Regions from separate parts of the Homo sapiens genome. Here region 1 is linked to region 2. The links are chromatin loops, found by intact Hi-C in ENCODE. Cell type or tissue: endothelial cell of umbilical vein. All regions are shown on one strand. Links, peaks and the distances in the headings refer to the core of each region. The heading gives the core; the rest is flanking DNA.

Evidence for each region. A loop is a pair of places that touch in the nucleus more often than their neighbours do. Peaks named below come from ENCODE experiments on the same cell type or tissue, not always from the same donor. Only the 100,000 strongest peaks of a DNase experiment are listed, where the experiment ranks them.
Region 1: it touches region 2 in a loop (7-fold over the local background); 2 of 110 quality-filtered maps call a loop at or near these places.

Annotation. Positions count from the first base shown.
Region 1 is chr15:85,725,416-85,737,003 of GRCh38, reverse strand. It overlaps AKAP13 (A-kinase anchoring protein 13), which reads right to left. Exons shown (of 37, transcript NM_007200.5): 27 at 10,518-10,594; 28 at 9,757-9,938; 29 at 9,541-9,623; 30 at 6,297-6,491; 31 at 1,854-2,012; 32 at 1,374-1,444; 33 at 870-914. Among named protein-coding and RNA genes, the nearest start is that of LINC02883, 28 kb to the left of the region's middle. RefSeq lists an enhancer at 9,438-10,637. In endothelial cell of umbilical vein, for the core only: a CTCF peak has its summit at 6,573 (motif pointing left); a DNase peak (open chromatin) is centred at 6,563.
Region 2 is chr15:85,586,270-85,597,857 of GRCh38, reverse strand. The region is part of intron 8 of AKAP13 (A-kinase anchoring protein 13); the gene reads right to left. Among named protein-coding and RNA genes, the nearest start is that of LINC02883, 170 kb to the left of the region's middle. In endothelial cell of umbilical vein, for the core only: a CTCF peak has its summit at 5,587; DNase peaks (open chromatin) are centred at 5,507 and 9,517; H3K27ac peaks cover 574 bases.

The DNA.
Region 1 (11,588 bases), core at 1,875-9,874, 140 kb before region 2:
GAGGTTGCAGTGAGCTGAGATCGCACCACCGTACTCCAGCCTGGACAACAGAGCAAGATCCATCCCCAGAAAAAAAAAAAAAAAAAAAAAAGATGATGATATAACTTGAGTACTTGAAGGATAAGAAATTACTGTGTCAAATTACCCACAAGTTAAATGCCCATGTTCCAGACCTGTGGCTCTTAGTATCAGGCTTGTGATAGAGAAAAGGCTGCTATGAATTCTACTCAGTGTGCTTAGACCAAAGGAAACCACCACAGGGATTTCACAGGCCCTATTTAGAGAAAGCTCATTAAAAGCAAGAAGCGCTGGATAAGATGGCTTATGTCTGTCATCCCAGCACCTTGGGAGGCTAAGGCAGGTGGACTGCCTGTGTCCAGGAGTTTATGACCAGCCTGGACAACATGGCAAAGCCCTGTCTCTACAAAAAATACAAAAGTTAGCCGGGCATGGTGGCAGGCATGCCTGTAGTCCCAGCTACTCTGGAGGATTGCCTGAGCCTGGGAGGTAGAGGTTGCAGCGAGCTGGGCGATAGAGTGAGACCCCATCTCAAACAAACAAACAAACAAACAAACAAACAAAAAAACAGCAAGAGGCTTCCTTAAGGACAGAGAATCAAAGAAACGAATCAAAGGCCATCTTAGCAGGCAATTCTCTAACTGGCAAAATTCCAAGATGGTGCCCCTAGGACCAAAGACAGGGGAAAGGCCAAGGAAACTGACAACTGTATTGTTTACACATACAGATGATAGCCAGCAGTTAGCCTCTTTGTAACAGCAAAAAGAAAAAAAAAAAAGGAAAAAACAATATTCCTAACTTGACAATGACAACAAACACATATTTTCTTAAATAGTTCATAATGTCCTTACCTCACTGTTTCTTTTAAGCATAAATACCAGGTTAGCATTTCCACCCTATAAAACAAAAAACATACATATAAAAAAATGAAGATCTTGATGCAAAAATGACATTCAGTGTGTTTCTGTGTTAGGCTGTAGCTTTCCATTTTCTACCACAGCCTCTCACTAAGGTAGTGAAGGTTTAAGAGGTTGAACTATTTATCACTGATACCTTGTAAGGAGGTCAGGTCGGTTTGGAGCACCTGAAACAAACCTAATGAAACTGGTCCTGCCAGGACCATGGTAGAGTTATGAATGTAAACACACTGCCCTAAGCCAGTGAGGCCAAACAGCCAATAATGTGGAGCTCTTAACTGTACTATTTGTTTTAAAAATGTGATTTTCCCTGAAAATAATTTTATTAAAAGCAGCAATTCAGGCATCGAAAACAACATCAAAGTGAAATAATTTCAAAGGTTATGAATTCAGAGGAAAGTGCCAAGGAGGTTCATGGTGTATTTTAAAGAGAAATACCTTTTTTAGGCCACTATCTGATTCCGTTCTCCTAAGATCTTGGCCATCATCTCCCTCTTCCTTCTCGCCTCCTAAACAAAAAATAGGGTTGTTTTTTTTTTTAAAGTTGTGAAACAGATTAGCCAAGGAAAGAATATCATATAGGCATCTTGGGGATGTAGTATGTCTGAAACCTACTGATGCCCCCAAAAAGGGGGAGCTGCTTGGTGGCAGCTAAGTGATTATTAATAATTTTACGGATGCAGAAGAAATGGAAGCAGGAACATGTATTATTACTCTTTTAGCTGAGATCTTAGGAAAATCTTTTTTGTTACTCAAAATGAATATGAGTCTGACTGACAAGCTCTTGAGTGTCTTGAAATCTCACTAAGAAATTTGCTGATTGGGAGCGGTGATGTAGCTACTAAAGTACAAGTCATTTTGAGTTGTGTGAGATAGTCAAGGATTGCCTATAAAAGCTCATGACTTCACATCATTTACCTTTTGAAGCATTCATCTGATGGCTGTCAAATCCTCCAAAGGTCTCTGCTCTCCGGGGCAGGGAAACGGGACCGACCACATCTTGCTCAATGGGGCTGCTGACAGTCGGCCCAAGTGTGCCTCCCAGATTTCCACTCACCAAACCCTGAAGGATCTCCACTGGAATAAAGGAAACATGCAAAGCTGACATCTTATCTTTCAATGAGGGGAAAACAAGTTCATAGTATATATGATACGTACAAAGAGCACGACTTGAAAGTTCCAAAGAGTGACTGGGTGAGTTCCTTTGCTCAGAGAAGGGTCTCAGCTCAGGGTATGTGTTTTAGTTGGATTCTACTAGAAATTTAGAGATGAGACCTTCCACTTTATATGCAAGAGGCCTAGGAAATTTGAAAGTGTACAGGGAAGGCAGAGTAATTTACTAGAAGTGACATGGCTTCTGGAATCATATCCAAAGCAGACAGAAGATATTCCCTGGAAAGTAAGATGGATTGATTTGAGAACAGCAAGTAAAACAGTCAGGATTTCTGGCTTTGCCAATATGGAGTGAGTTCAAGGGGCTAGAGTAGTCTAAGAATTTGCATCTCAACTCTGGCCCACTAGGGTTCTTTTCTAGGGTATGGCTCACAGAAAGAAGAAAGTGGAGAAAATGGAATAAAAGTTAAACAGGAGAAAAATAAAAAGATAAAGAAAAAGAAGGGCCAGGTGGAATAAGGGAGGGAACCAATAGCAGGAAATCTGATAAGACAAGCCATATTAAAAAAGAAAAACTACACAAAAATGATAGACGAGTCCTATGGTGTGAGAAAAGCTATCTGAACCTGTAAACTTAAGACACTAATTTCACATAAAAATGAGCAATAGAAAATATTGAAGTCAAATCCCATATAAAGTTAAGAACAGGGAGTGATGGTGGGGAGAACACAGGGTCTAACTTCTCTACAGATAATAAAAGCACATCGGAAAGACATGTCCATAAAATAGGTGACCAAAACACATTAAGAAAATGACAAAAGACAGCTGGGTGCAGTGGCTCATGCCTGTAATCCCAGCACTTCGGGAGGCCGAGGCGGGCAGATCACCTGAGGTCAGGAGTTCAAGACCAATATGGAGAAACCCCGTCTTTACTAAAAATACAAAAAATTAGCCGGGCATGGTGGTGCATGCCCATAAACCCAGCTACTCAGGAGGCTGAGGCTGAGCCAAGATCGCACCATTGCACTGCAGCCTGGGCAACAGGAGCAAAACTCTGTCTCAAAAAAAAAAAAAAAAAAAAAGAAAAGAAAGAAAAGAAAATGACAAAAGACATGAAAGAACTAACTTAGGTCAGAATTAGAAAACACAGAAATGAAATAGCAAAGCTACAAACAAAAGAAAAACAATCATTATAGAAATCAAAACTAAACTAGAATATAAGAGCAAATTAACCCAGCAGAAAATGGCTTAATAAAAAAGAAGGTGAAAGGAAGACCATTTAAACATTAAAAAGATGAAGAGATCAAAAGTATTAAAAGAAAGTGACCAACACTGAAGATAGACAAAGAAGGTCCAACATAAGGATAAATGGAGACCTTGAAGAAGACCAAAGCAAAGGGAACAGGGAAAATAGTACAAATTATAATTCAAAAATAACTTCCTGAAATCTGAAAAATTTGAAACCACATATGAAAACAGAACACTGTGAACCTGACAGCATCAACCTAGGGTAACAAATACCAAGGAATATTCTTGTAAAACTACTTGTACTTAGAAAAAAATCCTTTGGGCATCTAGGCAAAGAGCATGTTACTTACATGGGGAAAATCAAATTATTATCAGTCTCTGATGGCAATACTTTATGCCAGAAAAAAAAATAAAACAACATACTTGAGAGTAATTAATACCTTGGGGAAGAAAATATGAACAAGCCAATAATTTTATATTCAGCAAAATAGGCTTTCAAGTATAAAGGGCATAAATTATTACCAGCATGAAAGAGCTCATGGACTATTACTCTCATGAACCTTTCCTGAGGCACATGCTAGAGAATCAGCTTCACATATCCACATGACTAGAGGGTGACTGACCTAAGAACTTCTGGTAAGCATGAAGTATGTTCACTTACAGAACAAAGACTATGGTCAAGGCTTACAAGGAGAGCATATGGCATGTAACAGTTATAAACTGACAGCGTAGACACAGCACAACTATTTTTTCAAAAACGGGAGAATGCGGACAGCAAGTAAAAGTCATATGTAGTGGTAGCAGCATTACTATTAGAATATATTATTATCAAAATAGTGTTAGTAATACTATTAGTATTACTAACAGTATTAGCAATAGTAATTAGTAAATTAGTATTAGTTAATAGTAATAGTAATACTATTAGTATTACTAACAGTATTAGCAATAGTAATTAGTAATACTATTAGTATTACTAACAGTTATGAGTAATAGGTTGGATAAAGCCAGAAAGTAAATATATAATATTCGAATTCTATGATGTATCCTTAAGAACAAGGATTTGCAATGTGAAAGAAAGGAAATAGAGATGTAATACTAAATAGGTTTAGTTAAAAAAACAAACACTGTAGTCCACAGTTTAAGAATATCAATGTGAATTCGAAAGTGTAAATATAAATTTTCATATACACATTTTATGTTCAATAGGTATTTAAATTATATATGATGTAAAACATATAATGTTATATTATGTTATATAATATATATATAATGTTATATATATGTTTTTCCCCAAGCTCTGTCCACTGAAAAGGCCCAACCTAGTAACAATCAACCTAGCAGCAATGACCACTCCCAGTACCCAGACTGTGGTCTGAAAATATAATTTCCCACTTAAAGAATCCAGAACTCTTGGAGAAATGGCTGATACCAGGACTGGGGCAGAAAACAATTAAGATGAGCCTGGAACAACTTACTATACCAGTAGCTCTAAAAGACTACTATGGTCACGTCCACAGGACTAGAAGCCAAAGAAAGAGGTGTTCACAAAAGGAACATTCTGAGCTTTTAATAAGGTTAGGAATTGCAATGACTTGAAATCCATCAAACGTTTTTTTTTTTTTTTTTTGAGATAGTCTCGCTCTGTTGCCCAATCTGGAGGGCAGTGATACGATCTCAGCTCACTACAACCTCTGCTTCCTGGGTTCAAGCGATTCTCCTGCCTCAGCCTCCTGAGGAGCTGGGACTACAGCCGCATGTCACCACACCTGGCTAATTTTTGTATTTTTAGTAGGGATAGGGTTGCACCATGTGGGCCACGCTGGTCTTGAACTCCTGACCCTCAGGTGATCCACTTGCCTCGGCCTCCCAAAATGCTGGGATTATAGAAATGAGCCACCGTGCCTGGCCCCATCAAACATGTTTCAATTCATGAGTCCATAATAAAAACTATGGGTCACTTTCAGAAGATGTTCATGGTCTTAAAAACTGGTAAATAAATGGAGGGGAAAAATAATCAAGAATTTATCCTTTTATCTTTTCTTATATGTCACAAAAAAAGAGACAACTAGATATTTATGCCTCCTCAATGAAAGAACACAACACTATAAGGGCACAATTTACCAAAGAGATCAAGTCTGAGTAATTAATTACGCCTCTGAATCCAGCTGCAAATCTGAAGGAAACAGACAACAGGACTGTATGAATAAAATCCAAACTGTGGGAAACTCTCTAAGTCAAAAAGCTCAGATTGTTCAAAGATAAATTATATGGAAAAAAAAAGATGGTGGGGGGAACTGTAAATTAAGAATTTTAAGATGCATATCAAAAAACATAAGCAAATTAAACTATAATGTCTAGGAGTAGGCACTTAAGCCATAAAGATATATAAGTAAGTGATTAATGGCCGGGTGCAGTGGCTCACGCCTATAATATCAGCCCTTTGAGAGGCCAAGGTGGGTGGATAACTTGAGGTCAGGAGTTTGAGACCAGCTTGGCCAACATGGTGAAACCCTGTATCTGTGAAAAATACAAAAATTAGCTGGGTGTGGTGGTGCACATCTGTAGTCCCAAGCTACTTGGGTGGCTGAGACAAGAGAATCACTTGAACCCAGGAGGGGGAGGTTGCAGTGAGCCGAGGTTGCACCACTGCACTCCAGCCTGGGAAACAGAGCAGCAAGATCCTGCCAAAAAAAAAAAAAAAAAAAAAAAAGCATAAGTGACTAATTAAAAAACAGTCAGAATAACTGCTCCTTTTGGAGGGAGGGAGGTGTGATGGGGACAGAGCATGTGGAGGAAGGGGCTTCAGGGCCCCTTTAAGTTCTTGATGTGAGTAGTGGTTAAAAGGATATTCACCTGATAATTTACTATAGTGAAATATTTGTTTTGGGTAATTTTCTGCATTTGTGCTTTAAAGTAAAAAAGTAAAAACTGGCAGGTAATATTAGTGTGTAAACCACTCTGGGAGTAGATGAAGAGGGGGCAATGCTGAATGTTAATTACCCTCATTTATTGCACTTTTCATTAAAGGTCCTCCTTTGAGAGCCTCTTCTGTGTTGGAGCGGAAGAGAACTCTAGGGCTATGTGTTGGGGAGCAATCCTCTGGGAGAGGGGTGCTGCACTCAGCCATGTCCCGGAAAATCATCTCCTTCTCTTCCAACAAGAGTAGGATTTTTTGGTCCTTCTGGTGAAGTTGTTCTGCAGGAAGGAGAAAATGATCTGTGATTTGATTGGTGTTTAGTAATTACGAGAATGACTAAGACACGAGCACCACCTTGTGGTAATTTATGGAAAGTGACAAGACAGGACACCCTCCCCACCCACACTGCCTTTTCTTTTTCATCAAGACAGCAATATTGTTTCTGTTCTGTGATTTCTATCTGGAAAACCATTCTGGATCTTTCTGGCAAACCATGGAAATTGTGACATAACAAGTCTGCACTTTGCTTCCACTCCCGTGTCCCCTGTTTACTTCTCAGCCCACTACTCTCTAGCTTCTGTCCACTCTGCAACTGCTTTCCCAGCTCAACTTCATGACTGAATCCAATGAGGTCTTTTAGGTTGTTTTTTCCAGCATTGATGATTACTTCTTCCTTTAAAACATGTTTCCTTCTTTAGCTTTTAGGACACCAGTTCTCTTCCTACCATTCTTTCTCAGGACACTTTACAGATCTGCCATCTGCAATGGAATCTCTTATCTGGGCTCCTGTCTCAGCTCCATCCTGAGCTGTCTTCTTTTTTTTTTGTTTTTGTTTTTGTTTTTTGAGACGGAAAGTTTCGCTCCTATTGCCCAGACTGGAGTGCAATGGTGCACTCTTGGCTCACCGTAACCTCCACCTCCTGGGTTCAAGTGATTAAGCGATTCTCCTGCCTCAGCCTCCTAAGGAGCTGGGATTACAGGCATGTGCCACCACGCCTGGCTAATTTTGTATTTTTAGTAGAGATGGTGTTTCACCATGTTGGCCAGGCTGGTCTCGAACTCCAGACCTTGGGTGATCTGCCCGCCTTGGCCTCCCAAAGTGCTGGGATTACAGGTGTGAGCCACCGCACCTGGCCTGAGCTGTCTTCTTTACCTTACCCACTTTCCTCTTGAGGATCTCATTCATCCCCATGGCTTCAATGACCTTCTATATGCTGATAATTCATTAAACCATCAAAAACCCTCCCCTTTCTTAGCAGCAGACCATGGCGCCCACGTGGCCACCTCTACTGAGATGCCTTGTTCTCAGCACGTGAGAAACCAATCTTTTCTCCAGCCCACTACCTCCTCCCTTTAGTGTGGAATCTCTTTCTCAGTCAACAACTCTTCATCTTCCAGGTCACCTGATTTGGAAACCTGTGAGAGACTCTGTCTCCTTACTCTGTCCTACCACCAACCGACCAGACTCTTTTTTTTTGAGACAGAGTCTTGTTCAGCCACCCAGGCTGAAGTGAAGTGCAGTGGTGCTACCTCGGCTCACTGAAACCTCTACCTCCCTCTGCCTCCCGGGTTCAAGCGATTCTCCTGCCTCAGCCTCCTAAGTAGCTGGGATTACAGGCACGTGCCACCACGCCCAGCTAATTTTTGTATTTTTAGTAGAGATGGGGTTTCACCATGTTGGTCAGGCTGGTCTCGAACTCCTGACCTTGTGATCCGCCCGCCGTGGCCTCCCAAAGTGCTGGGATTACAGGCATGAGCCACCGAGCCTGGCCAACTGATCAGATTTTAATGACCTTATTTCTTACATCTCTTCCTTCTCCAGCTCATTCTCACTTAACCTATCCTAACAGTCTTCCAAATGGTCTTTGTACTTCCAGTGGCTTCCCATTCCCTCAAGCAACTCTCCTAACTATCTTCAACATGTTAAAAAAAAAAATTTTTTTTTTTAATTACATGAGTCCCTTGTTGCCTTTTAATACCTGGTGCATTTCCAGCTTAAGATCCCATCCCTTAGCCCTGACCCTCCAGACACACCGAACCTGTCATTCCTTGGCAGACATGTCAAGTCCTTTTTCACCTTTGCACATAACCACTCTTGTGTGCTGAGATAATTTTTTTCAGATGTAGCTCATGCACCAGCTTCTCTGTGAGACTTACTAGAGGCAGGATGAGCAGATCCCACACATGCTAATTGTGCCTGTGGTCTAATAAATCACTGTGTGGCCCATCATTGATGTATGTCTCCCCTGCTAGGGTGTGAGCTTCTCAAGGGCAAGGGCTCTTTTTAAGGAATCTTTGCATCTGTTGTACCTAGCAGTATGCCTAGCCAGGTACTTGACAAAATTTAAAGAAGGAAGATTTTTATCCTTGTCATCCTAATCATGGGCCAATAAATTTGCTATAACTCTGGCTCTGGTCTAAAGCTGTCCATATTTTTAATTTCCCCCTCAGTGAGACAGAATGCTATCATCTGTATGGCTTTAAGGCCTAACCAAACTCCTTAGGTGCTTACATTTATTTAACTCTAAGCCTTATTTCTATCCAAAGCATAGTCTTTACTTTGAAACATTCGATAAGCCACTGGCAAAGAGAAAAGAGCAACAGGCTTTGCTAAGACAGGGAATAGAATTCTGGCTTAGCCACTAACTACATACGTGAGTACCAGGCTTTGCTAAGACAGGGAATAGAATTCTGGCTTACCCACTAACTACACACGTTAACCCTGGGTAGCTTGTCCTCTGTGGGCCTCGACTGTCTCATCGGCACAATGGGGATTAGAATGCCTGTGTTGCAGGGATACTGACAAGACTACACAAAACAGTCAGCACTCAATAAATAAGGGTCAAACATAGATTGATACATACCCTGCTCCCAAAACTTCACCTCACAACTCATTTGTAAACATGCGGATAAGTGATAACGCTAGGGACTGGGGGAGGATTAAATCAGATTAACTGGAGAATTCTTTTCCCCAAATTCCTTTCTCTCCTTGTTTTAATCTTAGATGTGACTACAAATTTTGGCAAATTCGCCTGTGACAAAGTACAGAGAATGTCATGAGGTTTGAGAACACGGATCCTGAGTCAAGAGAATCAATATTCTCTTGATCCAGTACTGGAAACATCCTTGCAGCCATTCTTTACGAGGACCCATGTCAGCCTGGCCTTGGTTTCTCTTTTGTTAACAGCTATTCATTTTGCTGCTTTCAAGTGCCTGCTGGGGCAGCTTTAGAACTGAGGGCAAACCCGTACCTCTAAAATCCACCAGCAGTCTTCTGCAACTGCAGACATTCCAGACAAGGGGCTCAGACCACTCGCAATGCCTCACCTTTTAATTCTCGGGCTCTGGTGTCCAACATTTTCTTTTCTTCCTCATTCTCACTAGGAATTCCTTCATCTTCATCTCTGTTCCTAATACAACCCAAACAAGACAGAACAAAAAATTCCTAAGATGTCAATTACTCTGGTCACAGTCCAGCCTGTTATGAAATCACACAGAGACATCAGGAGGGCTGGGAAGGGTGGGGCCTGGTGGTTAACTTACAGGGTGTTGATTGTGTCCTGAATGATCTGAATCCAGCTGTTTCGTTCCTCTTTGGAGCTGGCATGGACTTCTACCATCTCTGGATCTGTCATCCCCATGCTGATCAGGAATAAACCTTTCTCCTCATGTGCCACTTCTCTCACAATCAGCTTCTTTAAAGAGATCACTGTTGACTTCTGGTCCTGGAAAAAGGGAAGAGGGCAAATAAAAGATACATATACAATATTCTAACTCTGAAGGACAGCTTCAATCTAAGGTAAGACCAGATGCTGTTAAAAAAGCACATAGTTTGAAAAACAAGGGCTACTTTAGGATAAAGAGAAGTATCTCCTTATTTCATTCAGATTTTAACAAAAAAAGATTTCAAAAGGGAAATAGTAATTTATGGCTCTAAAGGTTCCAGTCATGTTTTCCACACGATGAATCTTTCCAGGTTCCCCAAAGAATCCAGTCAGCAATATTATACATGAGCACCATTTATGGGCTCAAATGTGAGAAATGCTCCAGTGACCAGGTTTCTTCATAGATCAAATAGTCAGATGTCCAAGACACTAAAAGAAGACTGTGATGAAACAGAATAATAATTTTTTGGGAAGAGGGGATGCCAGAAAATTCTGAGGGCATGTGGGAAATTACTCAGAGGAATTTGTCCTGAGCCATTTAATTTTAAGAGGGCGGGGGAGAGCAATAACATAGTGCTTACATTCCATAACTAAACTAGCTGCTTATAATACTATTACAAAAATAACAATTCAGCTTACCAATGATGCAAAGATGTACTTCTGGTCTTTTTCTTGAAGGAAAACTAAAATGTCAGTGAGAAGAACTGCTTGAACCTCTGGAAAATGGAAATGGGAGAAGGGAAGATAAAACGATGACTACTTAATAGTTACCCACAGTCAGAAGGTTTTTTATTGAAGGGTGTTTCAGCAACACATACACCCCTATACGGGCAAACTATGATCTGAGATCACACTCCTCCAAAGCAACAGTTTTACAGTTCTCCAGGATTCAGATCTGGTCACCAGATTTTTAGCAGCATTTTAAAATGGGATTTATCACCAAAGCCTTGTTTTGGAAAAGTTTAAGTACTCAGTCCTAGAAAGATATATCCCATAAGACAAGATTTTAAGAATAAAATACTTTTAAGAATAAAGCTGAAAAGCTGGACTTGTACAGATGTTAAACAGCAACACATAGCAGGATACTCCAAAAAATACTCAGATTGCAATATTTTTCGACTTCTAATTACAGTAATGGGAAAGGTGTGGGGCAGGAGACAGGAATGCTGCCCAAAGATGAAGTATAGAAATATCTAAGTCTAATGAAAAGACGTCTTCCATGCCCTCAAAAGAACAAAGAGTGGCCACACAGGCAGGCGCCTTCCAGTCTTACAGGTACATGTGAATATAGGGCTCTTTCCTCAGCTCCATATGCAATAGTCAGCTTAAACTCTAGCTCTGACTAATCCTCTAGGAGTAGGTAGTAACATTTTCCACTAGTCTCCTGAGGATGGTTTGATGTCTCTGGAGTTGAGTCTATCTCGAGCTAGCAGGTTGGCCCCTATGTAACATCTTCACTGTGGAAAGTGAAGTCCACAATTCCCTGGGAAAGGATGGAACTGATTTATGCAGTCCATGCCCCACCTTTTCTTCTACCTCTGCCGCAACTGAAATCCCCTTTCTGTGGAATTCACTGCAAAGCTATGAAGAAAACAGAAGCAAGGACATCTGATTCCTAGGGAGGTCTAATTTTTTTAGGCTAAACTACTGCAATTTTCTGTGTACTGCCATCAGTTATGAAAAAGTTTTTTTTTTAAAGTTTACTTTTAA
Region 2 (11,588 bases), core at 1,568-9,567:
TCACAGTGATTCATGCAGGCTTACTGGGTTGGTAGGTAACAATTTTCACTAAATTTCAAGGAAGGTAACACACAACAAGCACACCCAAAAATAAAGATGCCATGCTCAGGAAAGGAGAAGGCAACAGGAAGTGGGAATCCTCAGTCTACCCAGATCACCCTATACCGTGATCTGCCCATGGCCCAGCCACAAGCCTCCAAGTATCTGTATCAGAAGGCAATTTGCTAAAAGGAAGTACTGCAGAGTCACCAGTGCAGCAGATGCACACAGCTCATCAACCACAACAAAGGGATCAAGCGTACACATTCAGCTGTATCCTTCCCATAATTTTTCTTAATGTATGGGGAGTAAGGATTAAAGGATTTCATAAAGTAGAGGAAAGTCACTGACCAGTAAAGATGGTCCTATTTAAGAATTTCCTATTTAAGAATCTCCAGCAGAAACACTGGAGAGGTTTCCAGTGTGCCTCTGGCTTACCATGTGACACTGAGGAGCTTACTTCAGTGACAGGTGATGTCTAAGACAGAGGTGGGCAAGGAGAGGCTCCTGGGCATCACAAATGATGGCAGGCCCTTTGAGCATGCTAGCTCTTTGGGGACTCCAGTTCCTTTCTTGCAAATTAAAGGGCACAAGCCTCATGCTCACTAAAATTCCTCCCTAAACTAATATTCTATAATGAGAACAATTATTTTTGGAAGATTTTGGATTCCCATAGTTATAGAATCTGGAGTATAAATAGAAAAGACCTCTAAATGGTTCCATTACAAATTTTTTGATCACATGCTGTTTTTACATAAATCAAAAGGGAACAGGACATCTCCAGTTCAAGTATGTTTTTCTACTAATCTATCTTTCTTCAAGGGGATTCCAAGCAATAAAATAATTCATAATTTTTAACTACTTAGCCTCTCCACCATGTTTTTTTTCTGCCTCAGAGAAGGGGTTCAGCAAAAACTTCCCAGATGTGCCACTCCCAAGGTACTTCATACTCTACACAGTAAAAGAAACATACACATACACACGTATCTCACATAAATGAAAGCGCCAAGCCAAATTTATCCTTTCAAATACGTATTTAACCATAAAGGCCAACTGTGAAGCTATACAATTTACCCCAATTATTCCTATTATAATTAGTTCAAACTGTTAGAGAAATCTTTTGCAACCATCTTCAGTACAAACACTGAAATCACATGTGAAAAGTCTGACTCGTTTTTATACCTCCATAACCCCAAATTCCAACCCCAGAGTGACTAGGTTTTTTATTTTATTTTGAGACAGGGTCTCATTCTGTTGCCCAGACTAGGGTGCAGTGGCATAATCATGGGTCACCGCAGCCTCCACCTCCCCAGGCTCAGATGATCCTCCCACCTCAGCCTCCCAAGGAGCATGCCACCACGCCTGGCTAATTTTTGTAGTTTTGGTAGAGACAGGGTTTTGCCCAGGCTGGTTGCGAACTCCTAGGCTCAAGCAATACACCTGCTTCGATCTCCCAAAGTGCCAGGATTATAGTTGTGAGTCACTACACCCAGCAACTATGCTTTCAAAACTCTTAAATATATATATGAATACTAATGACTCAGTCAGGAGCAAATGCCAACTACAGAAAAAGAAGATCAATACAATAAACATTTTGGCTTACTCTGACTTCTGAGTTAGGTTTAAACTTAGATATTTTAAATGTGCTCATAAGAGTATTCTCTGCCCTGAACTTTATGAAAGGCATTTTCACCATCAACTAACTTTCTTTGAAGACTTCATATGTACACTTAAGACACTGTCCCAGTTGCTCAGGTCCACAGCAGTGATAGGGTTTTGGGTGTCCTCAGAATGGAAGCAAAATGTCTACATCACTGTATGAAATGAAAGAGGCAGGAAGGGAGAACACACACTTTCAATGGCTGAATGGAAATATTTAAACAGAAATACTACTTGTTTCAATTTCCACATGGTTCATATACTACTGAATACTTCCATTTTTCATATTCTGTGGTAAATTTTATGTTTTTCAGTCCTAATGAAATTTCTTTTTTTAACCTGGATTACTGCCAGATCAGTTACCTTGCAAACTGATGTGTCTCTGGCAATCCTTAGGCAATTCTATGATCTTCGAAGGGCTGAGCGTATTGTGAAAGTAAAAAAATAACTACAAGGCTGGAAAGCATATCAATGGCTCCCTGAAGCTATCCCTGTTCTTGCCAATAGACTATTGATACCACCTGTGGTACAACATGGGTCTCACCAAGGAAACACCATTACGTTTCAGACAGGCACTTTTCAAGAAGTATTCCTCTCTCTGATCTCCTATAGCACATTAATGGTATCTGATAACATGTCTCATATACTGCATTCATGTATTGTGATTATATCTGTATATGTTTGCTTTTTTAAATTTAACTAGATTCTAGGTATGCTGAGGGCAAAAAGGATACCTAACTTTCAAAAATTATCTGGTATTTGGCAGGGTGCAGTGGCTCATGCCTGTATTCCCAGCACTTTGGGAGGCTGAGGTGGGAGGGTCACTGAGTCCAGGAGTTTGAGACCAGCCTGGGCAACATTGTGGAGACCGTGTCTCTACAAAAATTTAAAAATTAGCTAGGTGTGGTGGCTCGCACCTGTGGTCTCAGCTATTCTGGAGGCTGAGGTGGGAGTATCACTTGAGCCCAGGAAGTTGAGGCTGCAGTGAGCTATGATCACGCCACTGCACTCCAACCTGGGCAACAAAGTGAGACCCTATCTCTACAAAACAAAAACAAAAACAAAAAAAACCCTCCAAATTTGATGCAATAATTTGTCCAGGGAAAAATAATCATTTAATGTTTACTAAATGAATAAATGAATGAAATTAAAGCCACAGGCTAATATCACAAAATTGAGCAGCCTAGGAGACTAGAAACATCTGAAATTGGTGACCCTGAAACTTTTTCTGGATAAAGTAGACAACTCCATATATAGTGGACAACTCCGTAAATAGTGTACACATTTACTCTTCTGGTGGTCAACTAGCGACATATCACTAGACTCTTGTTAAAATCCACAATCAAAACCTAATATGGAATATCTAAAACTGCCTAAATTGTAGGTACCCAGGTAGATCCCTGAGGTGGACCTAGGCCTTTCTCAAAGATCAAATGACATCTCTCTTTTAATTTTCTACTATGGAAACTTTCTCTTTTACAGGCAAAAACAAGCAGCTCTAAGTCATATTTATATCAGTAAGCAACACAGAACTTAGAACTACAAGCAATACATAGTTTTTTCTAAGAGATCACCTATTGGTAGCCCTTCCAAATTTACTGGTAGAAATAATGGCTACGCCCAAGCCTATATTTCTGATACATAATGCATATATCTTCATTCCCACAGTGTAAAAATAATATAATATTCTTTAAAAACTTCCTTAGAAAGGAGAATTTAGCGTCCATTTCACTGAAAGTTATCTTTTCACAAGCACCTATATGTTTACCTGTATTTTAACACTTGAGAATATGTCTGATTTACTGGTTTAATAATTGCCTTTCCTACTAGAATATGAGCCTTTGAATGCAGAGACTCATCTACTTTCATTTCAGCATATCTGAGGCCTAGCACAGAGTTCAATGAACATTTGTTGAACTGAGTACTGAATAAATTAGTACACCCTTGCAGTAAACATAAAGTGACATGGAAAGTTAAATGAGTACCACTGTGGCCTGATATAACTGATAGCTTCTTCCAAGACCATTTAAAAATCATTATCTAAAATCACTCATTCATACTGTCTTAAGATGGGCCTAATAATTCTGAGTTACTTTAAAATGAGATTAGAATTATATCTATTGCATTTAAAATGCCTATTATAGGCTAGAATTTCCTAACTCTAGTTAATACAAACAACCTTTGTAACAGGCATCAATATCCCAAATTTACAAATGAGGAAACAGCCTCTAAATAAATGAATCAAAATTATTCAGCTGGTAGTTGGCAAAACTAGGTTAAAACCCTAATTCACTGGGCTCCATAATCTTTCCCTTATACTTAGCTATTATCATTGGCTGTCAATATAATACGAATGAACAAAAGAGAAATGAGTGTAAGTAGTAGACAGAAAGAGTGGTAAGACTCAGATACAGTTATTTTCACTCAAGAGGGGGTGGCATGAGACACACATCCCCTCTAAAATGCACATATGACCTATGATTCAGCAGTTCTATGAAAGAAAAAAGCAGATTCTAATATAATTGATTTTAATATCCCAGAACAAAACACCTTGGAAAACATTTAAGACAAAAGTGATTAGTTAAGGATTGGGTTAAAGAATGTGTGATTTAAAAAAAAAAAAAAAAATTCCCACATGGTGGCTCACACCTGTAATCCTGCACCTTGGGAGGCCAAGGCAGGAGGATCACTTGTGCCCAGGAGTTCAAGATCTGCAACATAGCAAGACCCTGTCTCAAATTTAAAAAAGAAAAAAAAAATCCCTCATGATTGTCCTTTTGGTCCAAATGTAAGATATCCTCAGTTTTGTTTTTGGTTTTCTGTTTTTTTGTTTTTTTGTTTTTGTTTTGAGATAGAGTCTCATTCTGCCTTCCAGGCTGGAGGGCAGTGGTGCAATCTTGGCTCACTGCAACCTCCACCTCCCAGGTTCAAGCAATTCTCATGCCTCAGCCTCCCAAGTAGCTGGGATTACAGGGGCGCACCACCACGCCCTGCTAATTTTTTTGCATTTTTAGTAGAGATGGGGTTTTGCCATGTTGGCCAGGCTGGTCTCGAACTCCTGGCCTCATGTGATCCACCTGCCTCAGCCTCCCGAAGTGCTGGGATTACAGTATTTTTTAAATTATTCTAATCATTTCATAATCACACACTGGTCAAAAATTAAGAGCTGGAAGAAACTAGAGATTAACCATTACACAAAGGAGAAAACACAGATCAGAGAAATTAAATAACTTGCTTAAGGTCACTTAAAAATGTACAACTAGATCATTAAATTATACCTTTACATACATTATCTATGGGTAGTTTTACACTAAGTTTATAGTTTTGCCACTTGTGACTTTATGGTCTGGGGTTCTCTGAGGTACTTCTTTTCCACAATTGTATTAAAAATTTGTATTAGGAGCCGCTGATAATTTCCTGGAAACTCTCCATTTCAGAGGAGATACAGAGAGTCTCCAAAAAATCTACATGAAAAAAACTGAGAATTAAATTTTGTGTGGTTGATGCTAGCTCTAGCTTTGGACCTATATGGGATAATTTAAGGAGAGCCTGCCTCTCTTACATGCCAAAAATGTATGCAGATAAGACTTTCTGGCAACTCAGAAAGTGGGCAATTTGCCTTTCCCTAGGTGACACACACACCACAAAACTATGTGAATATGATGGCAGAAACATTTTTAAAGGACCTTTTTAAAAACTGACAACTATTAAATAACAGGGTGGGACGTACAAGCCATTTTGAATATCAGCATTATAAGTTGTTGGATTAGTCACCAAATAGCCTAGAGGCTGTCATATTTTCCCACGGCAGCTGAGCATGAAGTCTGTGAACAGCCACACAATACAAAAGCTTTCAACCAAATTCCTAGACTAGGGATGGAAATACAAGTTCGCCCCCTTTAGACAACAGAAAGAAAACAGAGTGTTCCATTAAATATAATAAAAGGACATAGTTCAGGAAGATATTAACAGGCAATATTCTAAGACCAACAATGCCCTTACTACAGTCCTGAAGAAAAAAACATGAATACTGTTGTAAAAATAACTAAGAATGGAAATTCAGTTAATTTGATGTTTGGCTGTATAATTGCCAAAAAAAAAAAAAAAAAAAAAGATCATGGTTCTGATTTTAAATGCTTTCTTGATTGAGGAAGGTATGTTAAATAAAGAGTAGATTTTCCCAGTAGCCTAATACTCAACACATGGGATTTTACAGTTGTCCTTGAACATAGTTGTTCTTGAGTGTTTGACTGTTAGGACCATAGGAGCCCTGACAATATATACTGGTTTGTAGAATTAACTGTTCCATACGGCTAATAAGCTTATGCAAAGAGCATTCAGAAAAGGAACTATTATTGAGATACTTCAATGAACAGATGCCCCAGGGAGAGAAGGTCCTTCCTAATGAACTTGGCCATATCTTGAAGAGAAAAGATCCCTACAACATACGATATTGGTTTGCAGTACTGGGACATACTATGAAGGCGAATGGTGTCAGACGGCCCTCTTTTCTGAACTTTTTCTGAACTTAAGTATTCAATGTCATCTCCTGCTTGCCTCCAGCATCTGGCTCAATATCATATCATTCTTTAGGAAATAAAAGGCAGGTCTAAAAAATCTTCCTAATTTCTGCACCAAAAGCAAGCATTTTGGAGAAACATCATCTTAGTGGTATTTAGTTGCAGCTAAACAGATTATAGTAAGAACATGAGACTTAAAGTATATCAGCTTACATCTTAAAATGGCTAAAGGAGTTTCTCCAACTATTACCAAAAGCATGAAAGTATAATGCAATGGCTTTAGAATTTTAGCATGCATTAAGTATCATTCAGGGATGCTTGTTTAAAACGCAAAAACCCATCCTAAACCAAGTGGATGGGACTTCCCAAGTGTACCCTCAGATGATTCTTCAGGAAATAGTATAATGGGAAAAATTATTCACATAGAAATTGGGTTCTAGTCCAGCTGACAGTTAACTAGCTGTGAAACAAGGTAAGTCATTTAACTATCCTGAATCCATTTCTTCTCTTATAAAGCAAAGGTGCTGGACTTCAGAAAATCTTTAAGGTTCTTTCAAATTGTAACGGTCTCAGAAGCAAAACAAGTTCCATGTCTTTCAATTTCAAATTAATGTAAGAAACTATTCCTGAAGCTTTTATAACATGTTCAAGAAGCAGTAACTGAGTCTGAACCACCATATTCCACTAGTTACTAAAATAAGTGAATAGCATATTGTAATCTGAAGTTACTAAACTAATAATAATACTAAGCTGTACTTATTTTGTGCCAGGCTCTGATCTAAGTACTTGATATATATTAACTCACTAAGGAAAAAAAGATGACAACGAAAGGTAATCTGAATACCTTCAAACCAGTAAAGCATACAGGTGGAGGTAATGATGAATATTAAATTGCAATGGGCATTAAAACTTTGGCTAAAATAAAATGATAAAATGATTAATGGGAATAAACCACAATATGTGTAAAGTAATAACTTTGCCTCAAAAATTGTGAACATTTTCACCCCAATAAAGAAATATCAGTAAAGACTATCAAGAAATCTGCAGCATTTAACACATACCTGTGTTTTCTCTGAGAATATAAGTAAACGAATGCAGATACTGTCTAATTCCTTCATGAACTATGATTTTCAGCACTGGACCTTTAAAGTAAGGATTTATTTACAATACATGTGTCAAACAGGTTAAGGAATGAAAAATTACTCCTCAGTTTGTATGACAGATAGCAGACTAAAGGACTAAAGAAAACAAGAACTCAGCTGTAGCTTTTTTCTTTAAATCCTTGGTAGTGCCACTCGACAGAGGTTCTTATGCTCTGACCATTACACGTTTAGAGAATGTTACAAAACTTCCATAAGAATTTAAATGGATTATTTACATTTATTAGAAAACTGCCATAAATTTACCATACTACTGGTTTTGAAGCCGGTAGCAAAGCATAAGATACAGGAATTTGTTCTATTTTACATTTGGAGAGGATGATTCAATGATTCAATGAAGCAATGACTGGCCTATTCCCAAGGCACACACATAGACGGGGTATGTGGCAGAAAGATCAGGTTAAATATTACACAAATGCCACTCCTCCCTCAAATATAATCATAGACTCTAACCCTTTTCAGCATGAAAACAGACTCTAGAAGGTTAAAGCTAGAGAATGATTAGAGACAAGGAAACTGAGCCCTAGAGAGGCTGTCAAAAAGCTATTCAGGAAAGACAGAACTTGATCCCACTCCCAACCTGTAGTTTAAAAACCAGAGGTTTCACCACAAAACAATTTAAGAAATCTGCTTGCTTCTTTTTTCTTTTCTTCCACTGGTGCACAAGTATTTATTAGGCAGGGGCTCACATGCTATTGCCAGTGGGATATTAACTCTTTTTTACAGCCCATGAAAAAAAATTAAGAGTAGGCTTTTTTTTTTTTTTTTTCAAGACAGAGTGTTACTCTGTCGCCCAGGCTGGAGTGCAGTGGTGCGATCTCGGCTCACTGCAACCTCCCGGGTCAAGCAATTTCTGGCTAACTCTTGTATTTTTTTTTTTTTTTTTAGTGGAGACAAGGTTTCCCCATGTTAGCCAGGCTGGTCACGAACTCCTGACCTCAAGTGATCCGCCTGCCTCAGCCTCCCAAAGTGGCAGAATTACAGGCATGAGCCGCTGTGCCCGGCTGAGATTTTACATTTTTTTAATGGCTGGAAACATAATTCAAAACAATAATATTTCACGACACATGACCATCACATGAAATTCAAATTTCAGTGTCCATAATAAAGTTGTATTGAAGCACAGTGACACTCCTTTGTTTACATACTAGCTACAGACACTTTCATACTCACAGCAAAGCTTACTAGTTTTAAGAGACCATATGTCCCACAAAGCATTTACAAAATCTGTCCTTTACAAAATGTTTGCCGACCTCTGCTCTCTTTCCCCATCCAGTGAAAACCTATATGAATATAGTATGTGAAGAGTTAAATGGGAAAAATTAAAGTGTGTGTCTGTTTTATCCTTTCAACTCACAGCAAATAAGGCAAGTTTGTCAGAGCACCACGGAGAAGAGTTAAGTAGTCAGATTTCACATCATTATAAGAATGCTGTGAACACAAAAACTTCCTGAATTTAGGCCTGCAAATCCTCAAGAACTGAAAATCCCACTGACATATGCTTTCCCCAACTCTACACGGTGGAAGCAAACACAAAGCATAAGGCATTGATATCTCGCAGCTAGAGATAAATTACATGGTTCTCAGGCTTCTTATAGCAACTTTACCAATCAGAGCCCAGGTTTCTTGAGTCAAGGAGGAATCGCCCTGTTGTGTAAGTCCCAGATTAGAAATCAAACCTCAAACTCTTCCAGCTGCCTTTGGCCTCAAGCTAGTCATGTGACTCTCCAAGGGTCTATTCTTTTATCTGTAAATTGAGGTATGCTGACCAACCAGAGGAATATTCACTCTCTCAACTCTTAAAACTAGAGAAAAAAGGAGAAGAGGAAAGGGACTGAGAGAGGAGACCTTTTCTTTTCTTTAAGTCATGTTTTGTTTTCTTCTTTATAGTAGACAAGATACCATTAGAATAGAGATATCCCTCATCAGAAAGCAAAGGGTCTAGAGCCAAGTACCAGCCTGGATTCAATGACTCTAATCACTACAATATTAAAATGGAGTACTAAGAAACAGAGGTATTTGAATTCAAGGATGTGAGTTTTTTCCTTCCCTTTCTAAGGGGCTTCTGGAAACAAAGACACACGTACCCATGCAGGGTGTGTTCTCTTTTCTTCTCACAGGGGTAAAAGCAACATTTGTCTGAATAATGCCTGCTTTACAAGTAGCCACCCAGGCATTAGTCATGAATATTATGTGTAATAAGGGCGGGTTAGAACAGTCAGCACCTTCATACCACAGTACTCCAATACAACAAGGTTTGTTCATCACTGTTCATACTCTTGAAACAATCTGGGATAGTCTGTTCCATTTACCTACCGTGAAATTTCAAAAAAACATACCACTTAGTCCTCTGAAGAGTAAAAACAGTGCAATGTCAAGTGTAGCCCAAGGAACATGGACTTTCAAAGGGGCAGCATGAGTAAGTTCACTAACTTGATTTTCAGCTTTCTAATTTTTTTTTTTTGACCACCATGGAATCTAAAGCATAGGGCACTGTTTCTCTCAACAAGTTTGTTTTAAAAGTTAATAGCTGGCTGGGTGCACAGGCTCACGCCTGTACTTCCAGCACTTTGGGAGGCCAAGGCGGGTGGATCACTTGAAATAAGAAGTTTGAGACCAGCCTGGCCAATATGGCAAAACCCCATCTCTACTAAAAACACAAAAAAGTAGCCGGGCGTGGTGACGAGTCCCTGTAATCCCAGCTACTCGGGAGGCTGAGACAAGAGAATCGCTTCAACCCAGGAGGTGGAGGTTGCAATGAGCCAAGATCCTGCCATTGTACTCCAGCCTGGGTGACAGTAAGACTTCATCTCAAAAAAATAAAAAATAAAATAAAATAAAAGTTAATAGCTTTAAACAAAGAAAAATAATCTCAAGACCTTGAAGAAAAATATTTTTGAAGCCAAATAAATGGAAATTACCATATGACCCAGCAACTCCACTAGGTATATAAAAACATGTCCACATAATTTTGTACACAAATGTACATAACAGCATTATTCACAGTAGCCAAAAAGTGGAAACAATCCAAATCCACAAAAAAATGTGGTATATCTATACAACGGAACAGTATTTGACAATAAAAAGAAATAAAATACTGATCAATGCCACAACATGGATGAAACTTGAAAATATTACGCTAAGTGAAAGAAGCCAGAGACAAAAGATCACATATTGTGTTATACCATTTACATGAAGTTCTGGAATGGGCAGTTTACGTACTATCTACAGCCACTTTCACACTCTCACAGCAAATCTCTCTATGGATTTACAGAAAGCAAAAGTAGATTAATGAGCTGGGGGAGGGAAGAGTGAAGGAAAGGCACACTGCTAATGGGTCTGGGGTTTCTTCTTAGAGTGATAATGTTCTGAAATTAGAGCCTTAGTGGCGATGGTTGCAGAACTCTGTAAATCTATTTAAAACCAATGACCTATGCACTTTATTTGATTGGGTGGATTTTATGGTATGTGAATCATATCCCAAAACAAACTATTCTTAAAACAAAAAAAAAATGTTGATTGAACCTTTTATTCTCTTATTTTTTTTTTTTTGAGAAGGTGTCGTGCTCTGTCGCCCAGGCTACAGTGCTATGGCACAATCTTGGCTCACTGCATCCTCCGCCTCCCAGGTTCAAATGATTCTCATGCCTCAGCCTTCCAAGTAGCTGGGATTACAGGCACCTGCCACCACGCCCGGCTAATTTTTTTGTATTTTTAGTAAAAACAGGGTTTCACCATGTTGGTCGGGCTGATCTTGAACTTCCGACCTCAGGTAATCCACCCACCTCAGCCTCCCAAAGTGCTGGGATTACATGTGTGAGCCACCGCGTCTGGCCTATTGAACCTGTTTTTTCATTGCTGAAAACGATATACTTCATAATTTAGACAGTTACTATTGAGCTATAAAGTAAAAATCTCATTTTGGCTATCAGTTTTTATATAAAGAAAGAAGAGTCAGGTTTAAGAAGGGTTTATAGGCCGAGTGCCATGACTCACATCTGTAATCCCAGCACTTTGGGAGGCTGAGGCAGGTGGATCACTTGAGGCCAGTTCGAAAACAGCCTGGCCAACATGGCAAAACCCCATCTCCACAAAAAGTACAAAAATTAGTCAGTCATGGTGGCGCATGCCTGTAATTTCAGCTACTCACAGCTGAAATTAGGCAGGAGGCGAAGGCAGGAGAATCGCTTTCACCCAGGAAGCAGAGGTT